Linked DNA regions of Homo sapiens: all the other regions are linked to region 2. The links are chromatin contacts, found by Hi-C in ENCODE. All regions are on one chromosome and are shown on one strand. The core of a region is the stretch at or near the end of the contact, and the rest is flanking DNA. Distances in the headings are between cores, read along the strand shown. Region 1 holds the start of SLC35B3 (solute carrier family 35 member B3). Region 2 holds the start of GMDS (GDP-mannose 4,6-dehydratase). Region 3 holds the start of SSR1 (signal sequence receptor subunit 1). Region 4 holds the start of SNRNP48 (small nuclear ribonucleoprotein U11/U12 subunit 48).

The links. A loop is a pair of places that touch in the nucleus more often than their neighbours do. Pooled maps may share reads with other maps.
Region 1: a loop to region 2 is called in a map of naive thymus-derived CD4-positive, alpha-beta T cell, with 18 times the contacts of the local background. The contact joins the promoter of SLC35B3 here to the promoter of GMDS in region 2. A Hi-C loop is called at or near these places in 3 of 168 maps with a recorded cell type or tissue (CD4-positive, alpha-beta memory T cell and naive thymus-derived CD4-positive, alpha-beta T cell) and 9 of 50 pooled maps.
Region 3: a loop to region 2 is called in a map of CD4-positive, alpha-beta T cell, with 10 times the contacts of the local background. The contact joins the promoter of SSR1 here to the promoter of GMDS in region 2. A Hi-C loop is called at or near these places in 2 of 168 maps with a recorded cell type or tissue (CD4-positive, alpha-beta T cell and naive thymus-derived CD4-positive, alpha-beta T cell) and 7 of 50 pooled maps.
Region 4: a map of CD8-positive, alpha-beta T cell shows a loop between it and region 2 (8-fold over the local background). The contact joins the promoter of SNRNP48 here to the promoter of GMDS in region 2. A Hi-C loop is called at or near these places in 2 of 168 maps with a recorded cell type or tissue (CD8-positive, alpha-beta T cell and naive thymus-derived CD4-positive, alpha-beta T cell) and 6 of 50 pooled maps.

What each region holds. Positions count from the first base shown.
Region 1 is chr6:8,433,257-8,438,594 of GRCh38, reverse strand. It overlaps SLC35B3 (solute carrier family 35 member B3), which reads left to right and starts at 3,050. Exons shown (of 10, transcript NM_001370479.2): 1 at 3,050-3,252. It overlaps LOC100506207 (a long non-coding RNA gene), which reads right to left and starts at 2,972. Exons shown (of 5, transcript NR_038980.1): 1 at 2,417-2,972; 2 at 564-655. RefSeq lists enhancers at 2,653-2,742, 2,823-2,902, 2,843-3,012, 3,213-3,272, 2,769-3,310 and 1 more.
Region 2 is chr6:2,241,378-2,246,854 of GRCh38, reverse strand. GMDS (GDP-mannose 4,6-dehydratase) reads left to right here and starts at 1,250. Exons shown (of 11, transcript NM_001500.4): 1 at 1,250-1,534. The coding sequence starts at 1,433. It overlaps GMDS-DT (GMDS divergent transcript), which reads right to left and starts at 1,102. Exons shown (of 7, transcript NR_046229.1): 1 at 925-1,102. RefSeq lists a silencer at 978-1,607 and an enhancer at 1,108-1,608.
Region 3 is chr6:7,311,927-7,317,359 of GRCh38, reverse strand. It overlaps SSR1 (signal sequence receptor subunit 1), which reads left to right and starts at 4,161. Exons shown (of 8, transcript NM_003144.5): 1 at 4,161-4,318. The coding sequence starts at 4,240. RefSeq lists enhancers at 3,786-3,845, 3,856-3,925, 3,262-4,128, 4,129-4,997 and silencers at 4,416-4,525, 4,656-4,705.
Region 4 is chr6:7,587,110-7,592,171 of GRCh38, reverse strand. SNRNP48 (small nuclear ribonucleoprotein U11/U12 subunit 48) reads right to left here and starts at 1,974. Exons shown (of 9, transcript NM_152551.4): 1 at 1,759-1,974. The coding sequence starts at 1,914. RefSeq lists enhancers at 1,750-1,899, 1,478-2,217.

The sequences.
Region 1 (5,338 bases), core at 1,801-4,300, 6.2 Mb before region 2:
ACAAACCACGGCTCTCTCCAGGAAGGAAGGACTTTTGTGTAATTGCTCTCCTTATGGAATTTACCATCAATCTTTGCTGCTGATGGGCTGGACATCCAAAGAGGCAGTAGTCATATCGGCTTTAGTAAGAAAGAGCCTTAATTGTTGGGCCATGCACATGTCCTCCCCTTAATATCACTAAGAAAGTCCTTGTTGTCATCTGACTGCAAAGTAACCCACTTCCAGAGTTCTGAGGAGCTGCATTCTAGACTTTCTTCTTACATCAAATTTCTTAGCTTGGTTTCCCTCAAAACCTGAGACAACTACTTATGTGGGGACAGGTAATTTGGGATGTGATCCTAGTGAGAAACAATGAGAGAATGGAAGGGAGAATATAGACATAATACAAGAATGTGTTATTGAAGTTGCTGTTGTGAGAAACCAGAACCCAATTTCACTGGGACTTTTTGAAAAACACACAGAATGGCCTACAAAACTATCTTGCTCAAGTGTAAGAAGCAAGAGCATTTATCCATCAGTGACTGTCACCCCTTGGTTGAAGGGCCCCAGATGTGTTGACTTACCAGCACTTCAAAGCTGTGCAGGACAGGAGCTGAGAGAGCTACTGCTGGAATGTGTGAAGTCCGAAGAACCTCAGGGAAGAAAGCAAAGAGGCCTGGTAAATGTGGGAGAGGAGAAGCTGTCAGGGAGAAGAATGTGTAAGATTGCATGAAACTGCCCCCCACAACCAAGTCAGAAATGAGAGGTGATGCTCAGAAGATGTGAATCAAGACACCAAAGGTTTCTGATACTACAGAATTATTAATTTCTTAAAAATTTAAAACCAATTCATAGGACCAGGCGCAGTGGCTCACGCTTATAATCCTAGCACTTTGGGAGGCTGAGGTGGGTGGATCACTTGGGGTCAGGAGTTCGAGACCAGCCTGGTCAATAAGGTGAAACCCCATCTCTACTAAAAATACAAAAATTAGCCGGGCATGGTGACAGGCGCCTATAATCCCAGCTACTCGGGAGGCTGAGACAGGAGAATGGCTTGAACCCAGGAGGCAGAGGTTGCAGTGAGCTGAGATGTGCCACTGCACTCCAGCCTGAGCGACAGAGTGAGCCTCTGCCTCAATCAGTCAATCAGTCAATAAAAAACAATTCATAGCTGCAAGTCTTTAATTTTGTTTACCACGTGGTTATCACAGGAGTAAATGGGAAGTATTGTAAGAGAGTCGATATTTATTAAACACCTACTCTATAATAAGTACTACTCCAGATAGTCTCTCCTACATTTCACATTTGACATGTAAAAATATTTCACTGACATGGTAGTCAGAGAAGAGCCAGGTGACATTTGAGCAGTGACTGGAAAAAAATGAGGAAGCAAGCTCTGTGGACATCTGAGAGGGCAGTGTTCCATGCAGAAGGAACAACAGCTACAAAGCACTGATGCTTGCTGTGCTTGGGGGCAATTAGAAAAGCTCTGAAGTGTAGCTTGGATGTGATCCATCAAGAATAAGTTCAGTCTTAAAAGTCAGGGTAAGAATTTTGAACTTTAATCTGAGTAAAATGGTAAACCGCTAAAAGGTTCTGCACAGAGGAGTGGCATATTCAGGTTCTAATGGGATCACTCCAGCTGCTGAATGCAACTATGTAGAGAAATAAAGGGAATGCAGAAAGCTATGCTCACGGCTACTGCAATTGTCCAGGCATGAGCAGATGGTACCTTGTAACACCTCTTGTACCTTAAGTTGTTTTATACTGCCATTTACTTTCTCATGGAAACCCCTAATTTCTTCAGGACAGGGAGCTCATACGCATAGTTTACGATATGAGCTATACATATGCCCATTTAATAAATACTTGATAAATAACCACCATATAAATGGCTAACAGTAGTACTAAATTCACATTATACAGTGACGATATGGCATCACTGAAAGGTTTTGTCATTTACTATCTCTTTAGGAAATTTAAGTTCTCTAAGCCTTAATTCCAACATTCCTAAGTGTTGCTAACACCAGCCTAACAACGTTGGCAAGTATTAAACGAAAATGTCTACCCAGACCTTTTTTTCTCACCACCAAAGTAGGTGCCTTGCTTTCTTACAAACCCTCGATCCCAATACAAGACACAAATGCTACCCTTTCTGAAGAGTGCCTGTAAAATTTTAAAAGTTGTCCATAACTGACTGGATTCTAACATACATATTAATCCAATTCATCCCTTTCTGGTATTCAAGGCATGCTTTCAAAAATTGTCCATCTTCGTTACAGTAATATTTTCCTTAATTATTCTCTGAAAACAGCTCATCCCCAAACCGTCTTGGTTTTTACGTTATTACATCTCAGTGGTGATGGATGAGGCCCTAAACGCGGGGAAAACCTTTTACAAAAGTTTTGATGGCTGGTCCTCAAGCTTTGAGATTTACCTTCCAAGAATTAAGCAGCACTATCGAAACAATGCTGGCAACATTTTTATGAGGTTGCAAGGACCACGGTTGCTGCAGCTACAGGATGAGTTATAACGTCAGAAGCAACCCAAGCGTTACTTCAGGCCCATCTTCACCGGAGAAGCCCGTATGAATCAGGCAAAAACATAAAAACAGGTTCTGTGACTTTGCCGTATCTCATTTAGATCAAGTAGCACGCAGAAGGAAGACAAGGATTTTAAAATCTGGCTCCAACATTCTCCACTTGGTCGCGTTCTCAAATCTCAGCCCAGGGCCGCTGACGTAAAGTCGCCTCTCTCGTGGGCACCACGGGCTCGAGGGTAGCCGGCAGCTGAAACCCGAGGGGCTTCAGAGGCTTGGAGGCCAGGAGCAGGCAGAGCGCCGATGGGATAATGAGATTCTCCAGCAGATCGGCGCTCACCGACCTACTCCATTTCAGTGGGTAGAGGTAAAGGCTGAAAGGCGACCCTCGCACCGCCCGGCCCACCTAGGCAGTGCCGGCCTAGCGTCTCTACCCCATAGAGCATGCGCGGGAGGTAACGGCCCGCCCGCCACCGGCCACACAGGCCTGTCGGGAGGCGGGGCCACGCGTCTGCGCACGCGCGCAGGGACACATAGGCGGAAGTGGCCTGCGGGCGCCGGAGTTGAGAGTGCTTTCCGGGGAGGCGACCGCCGCGGTGGAAAGTGCAGGAGTGGGCGAGGAGGAGGAGGAAGAGGAGGTGATGGCGACGGACCAGGGGAGGGGGAGATGCTCCGTCTAGCTCAGACGCCACGCAGGCTGCCGTCACCCTTCCGGGTGACATACCGGCCTTGGGGTACGCGTGCCTTCGGGGCCTTTCCTGTGTTTGGGACCCAGATCTCCTCTCCTCCAGAAAACCTTGACACTGCCCATCTTCCTCATCCAGAAGGAGCGTTCGAGGAATGGATGAGGTCGGGATGGAAGAAACGGGTGATTCCCTTTTTTGAAAGAGCGGAAACCGGCCGGGCGGTTTCCAGGGAGGAGCATCTGTTCCTCCTCGCCCGTTTTTCGCCCTCGGGCTGGCGAGAACTCCCTCAGGTCCCAATCCGTGGACTCGCAGGGGTGAGGTGACCTCAAGGGGTCTTTTACGCTGTTCTCGGGGTCTCTGGAGAACTGTCAGTCACCTGGATACCTCTAGACTGTATTTACAGTTAACTGTTTCCTCGTTCCGTGTTTATTAAATAGGGGCACTCCAAGGTACTCTTTTCTCCATTTGGCTTGCAGTAGAATGTGATTGTTCTGGCTGGGCTATTAAGTTTATGGCATAAACTTCCACTAGAAGTTCTGCAAGTTTCCTCCAGTCTTTGCAACTGAATTATCTCTCCCGTCTTTTTATTATTTAAGGAATATTGAAAGTAAAAGATGGAATGATTTGGTGCGCTAACAAAATCTTAAGTGTTGAGTATCTGCATTTTTTCTACATTAGGATATCAGAAGCCTAGAATTGTTTTTTGATTAAACGTTTTTCTAAGTGAATTGAGATAGTTTGGAACTTGGAAGAGAGGCAGCATTTCAAAATAATTTAGACAGCGTTATTTTTACTTAATTACTTAATATATAAAGTCCTAGTGTTAACTTTTTCTCTTGGAAAAAAAAAAGAATAGTCTTCAAACATTAGCACAGGGTTTCTCCACCTTTGTGTAATGATGTGTGTACAAAGAAATGAGATGGAACTTTGTTTTTTCTGTTTTATAATCGTACACCATAGGCCATGATTGATTCCGGAGCGCAGTTAATCAAGGCATAATGGCATGGTAAGATTCTTTTATTTGTAACGTTGAGTGTGGCAAAGTATAGTTAAAATCACGTTTTTTCAGGTTAATGACACCGTAATGACTTTTTTTTCATATTCTACCTTTTTTTGGTGTGGGACTTTTGTCCTTCAGGTCGGAAAACTCAAAAATAAACTGAAATAATTGTGACTTCAATAGGTCATTGTAACTCAACATTATCACTAATTTTAATTTTTAAATATACATTGTATGCCGGAAATGCTACCTTTTTATTCCATTTTAGCAGTTGAAGTTGAATATCTGTGTTGAATTTAGGAAGAGGCCTCAGGCAATTATACACACCTGTGATTTTTAAAATATATATATATATATTTTAGTTTCACTGATTACTGTGAGCTTCAAAAGCAAAGCACAATGTTGATCATTTAGTCTGAAAACTAATTTTAATTCCATGCTTCATTTTTGCTCCTTGCATCACAAGGAGTTTGGCCCATTTTTTTTTTTAGATGATGGTTAGTATCAGTCATTAATGTTTGAAGTGGAAGGGATATGGCAGACATTCCCCAATGATCACAGTTATTAGGTATCAGAGGTCTTTATCAGTCACACTTTCTCACCAGTGATGTTCTTATTAATAAAACAGCATTCTAAATGCAAGGCTTTGGTGGGCAAGTTTTATGAGACTGATGCCTCAGGCAGAGGAAACAAATTTATTTTCATGTTCATTTCAAATGTTTTGTGGGGAGTTTCAGTAGCAATGTCGGTATTTTGGCATACATGTAGAAAAGACAGTGCTAGAGAGATTTCATTCTGCACATATGGCCTAGATCTGCAGCACATAAAGTTGCCAAGAAGTGTATTAGAAGTGGTAAAGTGTTGGAAAGGAGCTGAATAACGTTGATTAAATAAATGGTGCTTGCTAAACTGTGGTAGAGTCCTTCATTTAATCTTACATTTTTGTTATGTGCCAGAACATCATAGGAAGATATCTCTTGCCTTAAGGATTTCATAGGCTTTTAGGAGAAACAAGTATAAAAACGAAAAAGCTATACCATTATCATTTAGGAATTTGAAAAATATGTATAATATGATTGAGTCCAGGACATCAACTCGTTTTTAACTTCGAGGCCTTATTCATGGATGCAGCAT
Region 2 (5,477 bases), core at 1-2,500:
CCCGTATATTTCACAGACATTTCTAGCTTATAGCATGTTCCTCTCAATGGAAGTGTTCCCTCTCCTCAGCTTCAGGGTCTCTTCATCACTCAGAGGCACCATCAGATGTTTGTTGAGCCATTCTCCTCATAGAACGCAGAGGAGAGGCCAGGTGTGAAACCAGACCAGTCTATCTATAGCTAAGAAATATTCCTAACGGACCTCGAGGAGCGCGAGAGGGAGGTTTTAAATGTAATCCTGAGCTTTTCTGATTTTGGGGTTCCAGGTCTGCTATACATACTCTTGCACGTTATATTGGGCACAGCCCTAGTAACTCTGTGATTTGAAATGATGATCTGAAGTTATCGATTAGGGAGAGGAATGTGGACAGAGAAGCAGAGCAACGGAGACCGGGAAGTTTCCGTCTGTGTCCTGGATTGCAGCCAACTGCTTAGGCACACACACCTGCTGCCCTCCCGGCTCTGAGTCACCTCCTCTCCTCTCCCTGTCCAACGAGCAGCTGCCAAATGGCAGCCAAATCCAACAGATGTAAGCCGGGACCCCACCTGTGTTTGAATTACTTTCTTTGAAATCTGCCACGTCCAGGTTTATTGACCCGGGCAGTCTTTTCAACATTTCCTTATGCCGCATACGGGTGGGGCTAGGGACTTTCTTGTGCACTGGCAGTCCTCAGAAGAGAAAACTTTGAATTCAGCTATTTGGAACCTCGTTACTGGTTCCGAGCCTCAGGAAAGGCCAGAAGAGCGAGAGCCAGCCTAGTTAGTCACTCCCACATCTGTGACCCCCGTTTACGGGCCTTGTACGCTACTGCCCTTCAGGTACCATAAACCGGGCTTCTCAAAGGGCACTGCAACAGGTTTCCAGGAATTATTTATCAAAGTCCATGACCCCGGCCCTGTGACCCCTGGGTTTGAAAATTCAGACCTTCAGCCTAACGGAGAGGTCGGCTCAGCGTTCCTCCCAGCATCCTCGGGCGATATTAGGGTCCTGGGAGATTCGGGAGGCCACTGCGTCCAGGCCCCCCACGGCCAGCCAGGCGAGAGGCGGGACGCGAAGCCGCGGCCTCCTTCCTCTTCCCTGAGGCGGTGGCGGCGGCAGGCCCCGCCCCTCCCGCGCGGTGGCCGTCGGCGGAGGGGCGGGGCCTGCTACAGCGTCGCCGGCTGACGCGAATGACGCTGCGCCAGTCAGGCCGCAGCCCCGCTGCTTGGCCCGTCGGGCCCGCCTTGGCCGGCTCGGCCCGCCCCCGGCCCTCCCTGCACGGCCTCCCGTGCGCCCCTGTCAGACTGTGGCGGCCGGTCGCGCGGTGCGCTCTCCCTCCCTGCCCGCAGCCTGGAGAGGCGCTTCGTGCTGCACACCCCCGCGTTCCTGCCGGCACCGCGCCTGCCCTCTGCCGCGCTCCGCCCTGCCGCCGACCGCACGCCCGCCGCGGGACATGGCACACGCACCGGCACGCTGCCCCAGCGCCCGGGGCTCCGGGGACGGCGAGATGGGCAAGCCCAGGAACGTGGCGCTCATCACCGGTATCACAGGCCAGGTGAGTGCGGGGGCGGGGGCGCGCCGGCCGAGGCAGCCTGGGCACGCGTGCTCTCCCTACGCGCCGCTACTCGTGGGCTGCGGTCTCTCCAGGAACAGCCCTCTCGGCGTCCCGGAAGGGGTCTGCTGCCGGGAGGTGGGACGGAAGGTACGGTGCAGTTAGTGTGTTGCGTGTGGGGTGTGCGGGATACATCGAGCGCCTCTGGTCTTTCTCTGGGGGCTGTGAGCGTGTGTGCCGCGCGGGATGTCGCGCTCACACCCGGGCAGGACCGCCCGCTCTCACCTGCCCCTCAGGTGACCGCAGCGTCTCTTCCTCCAAGCCCATGTCGTGCTTCGCAGCTCCTAGTGCCGGAAAGGGAAAAGAACCGGTGATCAATGAACTTGCGGGTGAGGTCTTCTTGATGTGTCTCGGCTCAAGGGGCGCTTACCTGCTAACGTTTGGGAAGCAAGAAAAAGGGTGCTTTGCTGGTTTCGTCCCCTATCACCGGATTTCCAGATAGAAAAGAGAACATGAAAGAAAGTAATGCTGTGGAGTCACCTACTAGGACATGTTTAGGAAAAAGAACTTAAAAAACTTTTTAAAATCACGCCAACTTCTGAGATTCAGGTTGACACATTTGGAAGTGTATCCGAGGCACACTGGTCCAAAAGTGCGGCTAGTTCCATTTTCAAAGGAATAAGTTCGTCGAGTAAGGTAATCAAGAGGAGGTCTTCGGAATGTCTCAGGCTAAGCATGGCTGGTTTGTGAGGGTCGCCTCTTAGAGGTGTTGCAGTAGGTGGGATCCGACCGCTGTGTCTTACCAAGCTGTGCTGTTTTAGATTCAGTGGTCATGAAGTAATCGTGCCCACATATTGCTGTAGAAAGAATGTGATGTGTGTGCTCCTGGGTATCTCTGGGTGGTGGCCAATATAACACTGAGATAAAGGTGATAATGGCTAATACATATTGTGTCTATCATGTTCCAGTCGCTTGCCTAACATTAACTCATTTAGTTCTCATAACAAACTCTTTGAGGAGGTACTTTTATTATCTCTATATATGTGGAAACTGAGGCATGGGAGTTTGATTTGCCTGAGGTTAAACCGCTGGGAAGTGTCCAGTTGGTATTGAAACCACTCTCAAAGTTCTCTAGTGTTAGAAAGGGCTAAGTGGGCAGGAGGCAGCGGCTCATACTTGAAATCTCAGCACTTCGGTGTGCAGAGGTGGAAGGATTGCTCGAGGTGAGGCCAGGAGTTTGAGACCAGCCTGGGCAACATATTGAGACGTTGTCTCTACAAAAAAATTTAAAAAATGAGGCAGGCATGTTGGTGCTCACCTGTAGTGCTAGCTACTCAGGAGGCTGAGGCAGGAGGATCACTTGAGTCCGGGAGTCTGAGGCTGCTGCAGTGAGCAATGATGGTACCACTGTACTCCAGCCTGGGGCAAGAGAGTGAGATCCTGCCTCAAAAAAAAAAAAAAAAAAAAAAAAAAAAAAAAAGAAGGAGAAGTTGAAATTGGCCAGATGCACAGTCACAGAATATTACACAATTTCAAGTATTGAATACCTGATTTACTGCTGGTTATTCATGCATCTTGCTTTGCTTAAGGTAATCATAATAGACAAGAGTTTGAAAACTAGTAAGAGGTGGATCTGAGTTTGAAAACTAGTAAGAGGGCAAGGATCTGAGGTTGAGAAATTGAATCCTTGAATTGAGGCAGTAAGACAGGTCAGGGCCTACATACTGTCCTCCCCCTTCTCTTTGTTTTCTAATGCTGGGACCTTTCTGCAGATGATTCCCTTTTTTCCATTTTGTCAGACTGGACCTGAAGCTCAAATGTTTACCAAGTTTACCTAATCTCTGGAAAGTAGAGATTTTATTTTAGTATTGTCCGGAAATTAGTTAAGATTAACATCTTAACTAATGTGCTGTGTTGGTGTGGCCTATACCAATTTACACGACCAGCAGTATGAATCAGTGCAGATTAGAAATGGAACCTAATTTTGACTTTTAAGAGCAGTCATTTGGCTGGAACTGAGTGGCCAGGAAGGTATGGAAGTGGGCCCCCACTCTAGTTTGTCCTGCAGCCTGTCATGGGAGTCTACCTGAAGCACCACACTCAGCAGACCACTCCCTGACTGGAATTTTTTGGTTCCTCATTTCATTTCCAACTTAAAACACCTGCATGGCTTTCAGGTTGGGTTGAATCTCTGCCCCAGTGTTTCTTTCTTCCCTCCGGCATCTGCCCTCTGCATTGTCTCCTCATTTGGTGTTGCATTGGCTTCTGTACCCCTAGCATAGTGCTGAATTCTGTAGCTACCACATAAACACTTGCAGATGGAATTTACTGCTCTTTTATGTTTTTTATTTGTATTCCAGGACAGTGACTCCCAACTTGAGTATCAAGGATCTCTGGAGCACTGTGGTGTTAATGCAAGGGGTCTGAAAATCCATACCTTATTGTATGTTTTCTTAATAATATTGGCTGAGAACTTACTGAGCTATTCACTCTGCTAAGCATTTTGTATATCCCTACCTAAGAGACAGGTATAATAAGTATCCCCATTTATCCCTGGCTAAGTAAGGTTAAATATGTTCCCTGAGGTCGTACATCTAATGAGTGTCAGAACTGAGATCTGAACCCAGATCTCAGCAGTTGCTGTAAGTCATTTTGTTATACAGACTGTGGTGAGCCTTATGAGACAGAGAGAAATAAATAGTCTTACTCTAAGAAGAGATTTCAGATTCAAATGCCACTGCTCTGGCACTTGGGGCTATCATGGCATTTGTGCCAAGATGGGCTCTTAAATGGGTTGTCCCAAATTCCCGCTTGAGAATAGTGCGGACAGCCAGGGTGTCCTGTCTGCTGTGTATCTCTAGTACGTATTGTCAGGCTTCTTATTCTAGCCTTCCCCTCCCATCGGTTCTTGACACACTCCTTTTCCAAAGTGGGAACCTTATTAAATAGGCTTTAAAGAAGCTCAGGCTCTGGCTTTGCATTGCTGTCTCCAGGCCCTCTGCCAGCCACTCTTAAAAGCTCACCCCCATTGGCTAATGATGCTGTTCTTTACTGCACTCTTGGAGATGTTCTTGCTGTTTTTTGAATACTGTTGCCTTGTACCTCTTTGGAGTAATTATTTGTGGCTGAATGGCCTCACAATTCTTATTCCTTTTAAGGTGAGTCTCAGTGTTCTCAGCCTAATCCTGATAAATGCAGCCATTCCAGGAACTTCCTCTGTATTTACATGTATGCAGTCCCTGTTGATTGTATAAGTAATTTCATATCTTTTGTCTTGAGATTATGAACTACTTTAAGATAGAAATCTCATTTTCAGCCTGTTACCTCCCACATGCCTTCATCTAGTGGGGTTTCAAAACTGTTGACTTACTTTTTCCATTAGCAGAACACATCTTCACTGCATGTCTGCAGTGTCCAAGGCTTGTTTTGGTGCTGCTGCAGATATAAAGATATGAAAGTTGTCTTCATCTGTTTGTGTTGCTATAAAGGAATACCTGAGGCTGGGTAATTTATAAAGAAAAGAGGTTTATTTGGTTCATGGTTCTGAAGGCTGTACAAGAAGCATGGCACCAGCATCTGCTTCTGCTGAAAGCTTTAGGCTTCCACTCATGGAGCTAGTGTATGCAGAGATTACATGGTGAGAGAGGAAGCAAGAGGTGGGGTGGGGTGTGGGGTGCCAGGCTCTTTTTAACAACCGGCTCTAGCGGGAGCTAATAGAGTGAGGAGTCACTCATTACTGTGAGGATGGCACCAAGCATTCATGAGGGATCTGCTTCCATGACCAAAACACCTCCTATTAGTTCCCACCTCCAACCTTGGGGATTAAATTTCAGTGTGAGATTTGGAGGGGTCAAAGATCCAAACCATGGCATTCCATCCCTGACCCCCCAGATCTCATCCTTCTCACATGCAAAATACAATCATCTTTCTCATGCAAAATACAATT
Region 3 (5,433 bases), core at 2,912-5,411, 5.1 Mb before region 2:
AAGGGTGCCTCAAAGTAGGGGAGGGAGATTATGCTGAGTCAGTGGAGAACTCTGTAAGGTACAGTCACCTCAAAGCAGGGACAGCGTGCTGGCAGTCCTTGCTCGCTCTGGGGGCCTCCTCGGCCTTGGCGCCCACTCCAGCAGCGCTTGAGGAGCCCTTCAGCCCGCCGCTGCACTGTGGGAGCCCCTTTCTGGGCTGGCCAAGGCCAGAAGCGGCTCCCTCAGCTTGCGGGGAGGTGTGGAGGGAGAGGCGCGGGCGGGAACCAGGGCTGCGCGCGGCGCTTGTGGGCCAGCGCGAGTTCCGGGTGGGCGTGGGCTTGGCGGGCCCCGCACTCGGAGCGGCCAGCGGGTCCGGGCAGTGAAGGGCTTAGCACCTGGGCCAGCAGCTGCTGTGCTCTATGTCTCGCTAGGCCTTACCTGCTCCGCCGTGGGGCAAGGCTCGGGACCTGCAGCCTACCATGCCTGAGCCTCCCCGACGAGCGCCACCCCCAGCTCCACAGCGCCCAGTCCCATCGACCACCCAAGGGCTGAGGAGTGCTGGCGCACCGCGCGGGACTCGCAGGCAGCTCCACCTGCAGCCCCGGTGTGGGATCCACTGGGTGAAACCAGCTGGGCTCCTGAATCTAGTGGAGATTTAGAGAATCTTTCTGCCTAGCTGAGGGATTATAAACACACCAATCAGCACTCTGTATCTAACTCAAGGTTTATAAACACACCAATCAGCACACTGTATCTAGCTCAGGGTTTGTGAATGCACCAATTGGCACTCTAATCTGGTGGGGATTTGGAGAATGTCTAACTAAGGGATTGTGAATGTACCAATCAGCACTGTGTCTAGCCCAGGGTTTGTGAACACACCAATTGACACTCTGTGTATAGCTAACCCAGTGGGGACATGGAGAACTTTGTGTCTAGCTCACCAATTGAAAACACACCAATCAGCTCTAAAATAAACCAACCAGCAGAATGTGAAGCCAAATAAACGGAAAAAAAAGCAGGCTGCCTGAATCAGTGGCAACCTGCTCAGGTCCCACTCCAGTGTCCAGAATTGGGGGCTCATTAGCCTCCCTGACTTAAAGAATGAAGCTACAGACCCTCACAGTGAGTACTACAGTTCTTAAAGGCAGTGTATCCGGAGTTTCTTCCTTCTGGTGGGCTTGTAATCTCACTAGCCCAAGAGTAAACCCACAGACCTCCACAGTGAGCGTTACAGCTCTTAAGGTGGCATATCTTGAGTTATTCATTCTTCCTGGCGGGTTCGTGATTTCCCTAGCTTCAGGAGCGAAGCTGCAGACCTTCATAATGAGTGTTATAACTCATAAAGGCAATATGAGCTTAAAGAGCAAAAGAACAGATATTTTCCCAGCATGGAAAGAAACTGGAGCCTGTTGTCGCTGCTAAGCTCAGGGCAGCCTGCTTTTATTCTTATCTGGCCCCACCCACACCCTGCTGATTGGTAGAGCCGAGTGGCCTGTTTTGACTGGGCACTGATTGGTGCGTTTACAATCCCTGAGCTAGACACAAAGGTTCTCCACGTCCCCACTAGATTAGCTAGATACAGAGCGTGGACGCAAAGGTTCTCCAAGGTCCCACCAGAGTAGCTAGATACAAAGTGTCGATTGGTGCATTCACAAAGCCTGAGCTAGACACAGGGTGCTGATTGGTGTGTTTACAATCCCTGAGCTAGACATAAAGGTTCTCCACGTCTCCACCAGACTCAGAAGCCCAGCTGGCTTCACCCCGTGGAACCCGTACTGGGGCTGCAGGTGGAGCTGTCTGCCAGTCCCATGCCTGTGCACCTGTACTGATCAGCCCTTGGGTGGTGGAAGGAACTGGGCACCGTGCAGCAGGGGGTGGCGCTGGTCGGGGAGATTCCGGCTGCACAGAAGCCCATGGGGTTGGGGGAGGCTCAGACATGGTGGGCTGCAGGTCCCGAGCCCTGCCCCGCGGGAAGGCAGCTAAGGCCCGGTGAGAAATCGAGCACAGCAGCTGCTGGCCCAGGTTCTAAGCCCCTCACTGCCCCCCGCCTGGCCCAGTTGGCCGCTCCCACTGCAGGGCCCGCCAAGCCCACGCCCACCCGGAACTCGCACTGGCTGGCAAGCACCGCGCGTAACCCCAGTTCCCGCCCGCCCACGCCTCTCTCCACACCTTCCCGGCAAGCTGAGGGAGCTGGCTCCGGCCTTGGCCAGCCCAGAAAGGGGCTCCCACAGTGCAGCGGTGGGCTGAAGAGCTCCTCAAGTGCCACCAAAGTGGGGGCCCAGGCAGAGGAGGCGCCGAGAGCGAGCGAGGGCTGAGTACTGCCAGCATGCTGTCACCTCTCAGAAGCTTTGTTTTTTGCAATAAATCTTGCTGCTGCTCACTGCCTTTATGAGCTGTAACACTCACCGCGAAGGTCTGCAGCTTCACTCCTAAAGCCACCGAGACTATGAACCCACCAGGAGGAATGGACACCTTAACAGCTGTAACACTCACTGCGATGGTCTAGTAGCTTCACTCCTGAGCCAGTGAGACCATGAACCCACCAGAAGGAAGAAACTCGGAACACATCCGAACATGATGAAGGAACAAACTCTGGACTTTAAGAACTGTAACACTCAGCACGAGGGTCTGCGGTTTCAGTCTTAAAGTCAGTGAGACCAAGAACCCTATTCCAGACACAGCTCTGACATAGAGTGGCAACACTGGTAGCGTGCACAGGAGCAGAGGCAGCAGCAAAGTGAGAGGAGGCCCTCCACTTATGCTGGGCGCCCTAGTAGCAGCAGCAACACAGCAGCGGTGCCACTGGTGGCCTGGCAGAGTGGAATTTGGTTGATTCAGCCCAGCACCATCAGGCTGTGACTTTAGCAGACTGTAGGTAGTGGTGGCAGTGGGTCCAAGCTGCATTTACAGCCCCCAGGACAAGGAGACCTGAAGCGGAAACAATGCAGGAGTAGAACAGCAAATGTCCTAGGTCAGTAGTGTATGGAATCTGGAACCAGATAGCCTTGTTCAAATCTTGCATCTGCCGTTTGCTAGCGTTTTGAAGCTTTGAGTAAATTACTAACCTCTCTGGGTCTGTTTTCTCCTCAGTAAATAATATCCAGCTCATAGAGAGGTTTAGAAAATTAAATGAAAAAGCACAGCTCTAAGGAGGTGATTGACAATAGTAAGCATATGATTTATTTCCTCATCTTTATGACATCTCACTCTGGTCCAGACCAAGATTACTTAATATTCAGATTAATTTCATGAACTGCTATATTACTCCAGCAACTCAAATCCAAAATAGATGAAAAGGAAACTAAAGAAAACTGGACAGCCATTGCTGCACCTATTGTATAGTTACAAATGCTGACTACATACCAAAACACTGTTTAGGTGACTTATAATTCTGGAATGTCACATACGAATTTAAGAATTGCTGGCCAGGCGCAGTGGCTCACACCTGTAATCCCAGCACTTTGAGAGACCCAGGCGGGTGGATCACCTGAGGTCAGGAGTTTGAGATTAGTCTGGCCAACATGGTGAAACCCCCGTCTCCAGTAAAAATACAAAAATTAGCCGGGCGTAGTGGTGCGCGCCTGTAGTCCCAGCTGCTTAGGAGGCTGAGGCGGGAGAATCGCTTGAACCCGGGAGGCGGAGGTTGCGGTGAACAGAGATGGTGCCACTGAACTCTGGCCTGGGCGACAGAGCAAGACTTCGTCTCAAAAATAATAATTTAAGAATTGTCATTACTTAACCATGGGAGAGGGTGTGGGCAGACAGGGGACAAAGATTTTCCACTGTGTATTTTCATGGTTTTTCCTTTGAACAATGTCCTCTCTTCCAACAAAATTTTTTGCTTTTAAGTGCCACATAAAGGCAGCTCATGTTCCTTACATCGCCGTTATCAAGAGGATCGTCATTCAAATAAAGTAACCACTGACAATGCTAATTAATTGGAAGTAAAGAACTGGGCGGAAAGAACGGCTAACCGCAAGCTGCCGGGTCGCAACTGCGGCGGAAGGCGGACTCTCGCGGGAGCCACAAAGAGGCAGCAGCCGGCCACGTGACTTCCCGGTGGCCTGCTCTCCCCACCTCTCCGCGCTGAGCAGCCACGTCGGCGGCGGTCCCTGGTCCAGGGAGGGGCGTGGCAAAGGCCCGTGCGCGGTACGTGTCCCGCCCCTCGCTGCCCGGAGCCCGGATGAAGAGTAACGCCATTACCGCCGGAGCCGCCGAGAGCCTTAGCCGACGGAAACTGGACACTGGACCGGCAGCGCCATGAGACTCCTCCCCCGCTTGCTGCTGCTTCTCTTACTCGTGTTCCCTGCCACTGTCTTGTTCCGAGGCGGCCCCAGAGGTGAGGCTGGGGGAGTGTGCGGAGGGGATGGCCAGGAAGGAGATGCCAGTGATGGCAAGTTTGAAGTTGGAGGCGGTGGCCGCTCCGGGTCCTGGGGTCCGCGTCCACCCCGCTGGCCTCTCTCCGCCCTCTCCCCAAGCCTAGGCTCGTAGCAGCAGGGGTCCCCGCGGGCGCTGGAGACCCCGCTGCGGCCTGCCCCTTGCACGCGGAGCGCGGGGCCGTGCCCGGGCGACCTTGCTTCGTGGCCGGCCGAGGGCTGGGCTTGCTCCTCTTGCCCTGGACCCTCGCCTGCAGGAGCGGCCAGAACTGGAGGGTCCTCGGCTGCAGGAGGAGGCGCTGGACACGGCTGCGCTCCGAGCGCGCCGCAGCCGGGCTGTTTCTTTTGGCCACCTCCGGCTCCGCTCCACCCCCAGCCCCTCGCGCTCAGGGCTGACGTGTCTTTAGCTTCCACGCCGGGAGTCCGTCTTCATTCATTTGCCAAAACCCTTGTTTTCTACACATCTAAGCCATCAGAGTGTCTTGTTCAATGGTCATCTGCCTTGTTCACGCCCTGCTTGACCCGTATGTGTTACTAGGAGGCTTGATTTCAGAAAAACTACCCCATCGTCACCCCCGTTATCCGCCCCTGCTGCCAAGCAGACTGAAGAATCCCTGTGGGATGTCTCCCTTCTGCCTTCTTCCTCTTCTTGTCTTTCCATGGAACAATTTTTTGTTTGTGGAAACATCGTATTGTGCTGAAAAAATGTGGCCTACTTCGAGTGTTTTTAATACATAGATTTATTCTTTCAACAATTAACCCAGCAATTAAGTGTGAAAATAACTTAGCAGAATATAAAAATATGGCAACTTGACTTCCTGCACAGGTTTTGTCGTGAACTTCGACTTTCTAATTTGTAAAGTGAAATAATTAGTCTGACTAAGCATCCCTTTCATTCTGTAAGTTTAAGCAAGCTGTGTGTCTTAACGGTAGTGACAGGTATTCACGAGTTGTTTTGCGATGAAAAGTGAAGTGACTGGCTTCTGTTTAATGGCTAGAAAACCAAGTGGGAGAATTAAACAACTGTTAATGAGTTAATCTGCAGGTTTAACAAGATTTTTTACTTTAGGAGTCGTTT
Region 4 (5,062 bases), core at 725-3,224, 5.3 Mb before region 2:
AACTCACTTTTATTTATCAGCTTAGAATTCACTTTGTCCAGGAAGCCTTTGCTGACCACCACTTTGTCCACCACCGCCTACAATAAACTGTACTATAGCAATTCCAACCCCACCCATCACAGACCCATGATAATATAATGGTTCAGTTATCCGTATTACCCCTCATCACCACCAGACAATAAGCTCTGTGAGGACTAGGAACTAGGTGACAACTAGGACTAGGAACTAGGTGACAACTAGGACTAGCTCTGTGAGGACTAGGAACTAGGTGACAACTAGGAACAGATGACAACTAGGACTGTTGTTCACTAAATTTCAGTACTAAAACACCGGCGGAAATCCTAACTGCCATTTACTAGCAGTGTATCCTTCGACAAATTATCACTTCTGTGTTCCTTTCCTCGTCTATAAAATGTGGCCAAAGATACCTACCTCATAGGGTTATTTTGAGTATTAAATGAAGTAATGTAAGTGGCAAACAAAGTGCTATTTAAACGTTAATACAAGGAATCCAATGTTACCGCAATGCTGAGTAAACAATGTATGGAAGGGTCTGGTAAGCCCCACTCAGTGGAATTCCCAGCTTCAAATACCCCTCTAAATGAATATTAAAGATTTTTTAATTTCCTCTGTGCTTTTAATACAATAAACAATGAATGGTATATACAGAAATCAAATATATTTTAAATGCCTCTGAGGAATCAGTCATGTAACTTAAACCCAGGAGAAATTATCACAGCATGGTAAACCCAGAAGTAATAGTAAAGATAATGAATTACCCCACATTGGAGCACTTCCCTTCCTCTCATTCCACCGAAAATACCCCACAAAAAAACAAAAATCACGAATGTTCACTCTAAATACACTTGCCTACATTTTTAAAAAAGCAATTCTAATGTCCACAGGAGTTGCCAGTTACCACCTCTTGGTGACAACCTTTAATAATCCTAGAATTGGTGCTGTCCCAGTCAGAAGTGTCCAATTTTAAGGCACAGAAAGGCGAACTGGCAAACTCCCAGCTCTCCTGACACCGAATCTGGTGCAACTGCGGAATCCGTATGACAGATGACAATGCAAACCGCCAATCCCTCTGCAGCGCTCTGAGACACGTTCACTTATTTTCTAAATAAATACCAAATCTGCCATTCCCTCCTCACTCAACACACCTTCCTGGATTTTGTTTGTTTGTTTTTTGAGACAGGGTCTTGCTCTGTCGCCCAGGCTGGAATGCAGTGGAGCGATCTCGGCTCACTGCAGCCTCGACCTCCTGGGCTCAAGCTATCCTTCCACCCCAGCCTCCCAAATAGCTGGGGCCACAGGCTCACACCACCACACCCGGCTAATTTTTGTACTTTTGGTAGAGAAGAGGTTTCACCATGTTGCCCAGGCTAGTCTGGAACTCCTGGGCTCAAGGGATCCTCCCGCCTTGGCCTCTCAAAGTGCTAGGATTACAGGCGTGCGCCACCGCGCCCGGCCCCCGGTTTTCTTTAAACTCGAAGTTGCGCGGGAGGAGCGCCGCACTGGAGGTCGATGTGGAGCCTTCGGGAGTTCCTCGCGCGCCCCAGCCCGGAACCCAGGGACGTCAGGGTTGCTCCAGGGCCCCCGGCGCCCCTCGGGTCCCAGGCGCCCATCGCGGCTCTGCACACGGACGAGGACTCCTCGCCCTTCCCTCCGCGGCTGCCAGTGCGGATCTCCCTTCTTCCAGAGAAGACCCCGGGCCGATAGTCCCCGAAAGGGCCCCGCGGCCGCGCTCCTCACCTCCGCCGCCTCCTCTTCCCCGGGATCCAGACTATCTAGGTCCCAGCCCAGGGACGCGGTCACCTCCTCCAACGTCCGGCAGCCGCTCTCCACGAACTCGTTCAGCTCCTCCTGCAGCCGCCGCCGCTCCTCCACAGGTGGAGGCTCGCCCTCCATAGCTGCAGCCCACCCGCCAAGAGGAAGCGGCCGAACTGCAGACCGCACGCGCAGGCCTCTGGGAGCTGTGGGCGGGGCCACAGTCGCCACGTGACTTGAACAGCCTATAGGGAAGAGTCCCGGGAAGGGCGGGACTGTTATTTTGAGAGGCGTTTTCCAATCTTTTCTCAGCTCTTGCGTGCATTTGCTCTGGCCTTTCCAGAAAGATATTCGCCCTCCTCGACTTCCTCAGAAAAAACGGCTTATAGCTACAGAAAAGTTTTAAAAATAGTACAATGAGCTTTCGTTTAGCCGTCCTTCAGCTCATTGTTAACATTTTGCCAGGTTTGATTTCTCTCCGTCTCTTCTCTCCACATTCACAGCCCCACCCAATGATTTTTGCTGAATTCTTTGAAAGTAAGTTGCAGATTTTTCACCCCCAAATATGTTAGCATGCATGTTCTAAGAATAAGAACATTTTCCTGTGTAACCGCAATACATGATCAAACCTAAGAAAATTAGTAAGTCCATAAAATCATTTATTATACAGTTCATATTCAAATTTCCCCATTGTCCCCAAAATTATTTCTATAGCAGTTTTATTTTTTCAACTCATAAGCTATAATTAGTTATTGTCTCTTTTAATCCAGATCAGCCTCCTTCACCCTCCTTTTTAAATTATTAAATCATTACATGTTGTGATGAGCCTAGGCCAGTTGTCTTGTAGAATCTCTCTCATTCTGGATTTGTCAGATTTTGTTTCCCTCATGATTAGATTCAGTTTGAGCACTTTTGCAATACTACCTAAGAGATGTTGCCAACTCACGGGGACGCATAACTCAGTTATATTAGTAATGCTAAATTTGATCACTTGGTAAAGGTGGTGGCTACATCTCTTCATTCTAATAGTACATTTTCCTCTTAGGAATTGGTAAGCAATCTGTGGATTATACCTTGAGTCCATAAGAATAACCTGTTCCCCAACTCCTTGATACAGTCCTTCACTGAATCTGTTGTTACATTAGGAGTTATAAGTGATTCCGCAATAGTATCATGCCTTTTATGTTTATTAACTGGCATTCTTTCCACACCTCCATTTTAGTGTTTGCTTCACTATGGGAATCAAGGTGTTTTTAAAGTTATTGATTTAAGGTTTTTTTTTAATTCAATATAATATACTCCTTTAACATCATAATTCTTGTTGATGCTCAAATTGTCCCAAATGTGGCCAGTGGAAGCCACATTAAGCCATCTGTGTCTTTCATGTATCCCTATTAGTCCTTGAATGCTTTCTTGCTTTGATAACACAAGCTTAACTTTGTACATTTCCTACCCAACACCTGGAATTAGCCCTTGTAGTTTCCCCAAATGGTTTCAACTCCTAGAATCTAACCCATTTTATATTACTTTTTAAAATTTTTTCAAGCCCAAGTGTCAAACCTTGGTTTCCTTTTGCACTTTGTTTACCCATGTGAAGGAACTGTGGGGGAATTTTTTGGTGAACAATTATTTCTAAAGGCAAATAGCACGGTTCTCACTTAAAAAAATAGTCATAAGACTATAAATAGGCAGCACCATAAAATACAGAAGTGGCTAGAAGCTGGTAAGAGAGGAGTATGAAGTTAATGTATTCATACTCTGCCTACAGTATCTTTTTTTTTTTTTTTTTGAGACGGAGTCTGGCTCTGCCACCCAGGCTGGAGTGCAGTGGCGCAATCTCAGCTCACTGCAACCTCCATCTCCCGGGTTCAAGCAATTCTTCTGCCACAGCCTCCCGAGTAGCTGGGACTACAGGCACATGCCACCACACCCTGCTAATTTTTCTATTTTTAATAGAGATGGGGTTTCACCATATTGGCCAGGCTGGTCTCGAACTCCTGACCTTGTGATCTGCTCGCCTCAGCCTCCCAAAGTGCTGGGATTACAGACGTGAGCCACCGCGCCCAGCCCGGTATCCTTACTTTTTATTTGCATTTCCATAGTTAGCTGGTTGGTCTGGAAAAATGTGAGACTATTTCTGATGTGACATGACTCCTGATAAAAAGTTCTAGTGTATATTTCCCTGTTTGTATATGTGAACCAAATTAAAACTTAGCCCACGTCAAACATATCCTCTCTTCAGGATACAGCCCCATGTCATCTCAGAGCTTCATGACAACATTGGCACAAGCCTGGAGGGAGTAGGAAAGATTTGTCAATTGACTGTACTCTCTAGTTACTGTTTCAGCCCGAGGAACTGCTCTACACTGATGCTGCTGATCTGTTTTGATATCACTTTCCTGGAGTGGTCTCCAGACTCCTGTTCTAGGCTAGGCCTCTGTTATGGATTGGATTGAGTCCCTCAAAAATGCCTATGTTGAAGTACCAACCCACAATGTGACTGTATAAGGAGATAGAGCCCTAAGAGGTAATTAAAGTTAAATGAGGTCATAAAGGAGGGGTGGGTACTCTAATCAGATAAGACTGATAGCCACCCATGAGCCAGGTTTCACTAGAAACCAGCCCTGCCTGCATCTTGAGCTTGTACTTTTAGCTTCCAGAACTGTGAGAAAATACACTTCCGTTTAAGCCGCTCACAGTCTGTGGCATCTTGTTATGGCAGGGTGAGGTGACTAATATAGTCTCCCAGCTCTAGCATAAGGAATTTCCTTCATTTTTCCCAATACAGCATTTACCACATTTTCTTCTTCCTTTTGGATTATGAGGGCTCTTTTTCACCATGTATTTCTAGCACAGACTCCATGGCTTCTGGCACAATGCATGGCACGCGAACTCAGTATTTAATGCATAAAATTAATTTCAACTCCTCCAAATTAGGAGAGGGAGTAAGGAAGAAGAGGTGAAATAAGGAAGAAAAGAGTGCTGTGGAGGAAAAATAGCCCATGCAATGAGAATGGAGGTGACTTTCACCCTAAGTACCAAAAGCCCCCAATAATTAATCTAATCTTGATTTTTGTTCTATACAATTAGCATGTTTTCCTATTTTCTATCTGTACTATAAAATTTGTATTAATATATACTGCTGACATTTGAAAGTTGTCCCACTGATTGCTTTATCTGTTTCTGTCCCCACCCATATTGCCAATGCTTTGTTGTCGGGGGCTTGTAAATTCTACTCAGTCTTCATAGTACCTAACCCAATACTAGACATGGTGGGTATTCAGTGAAG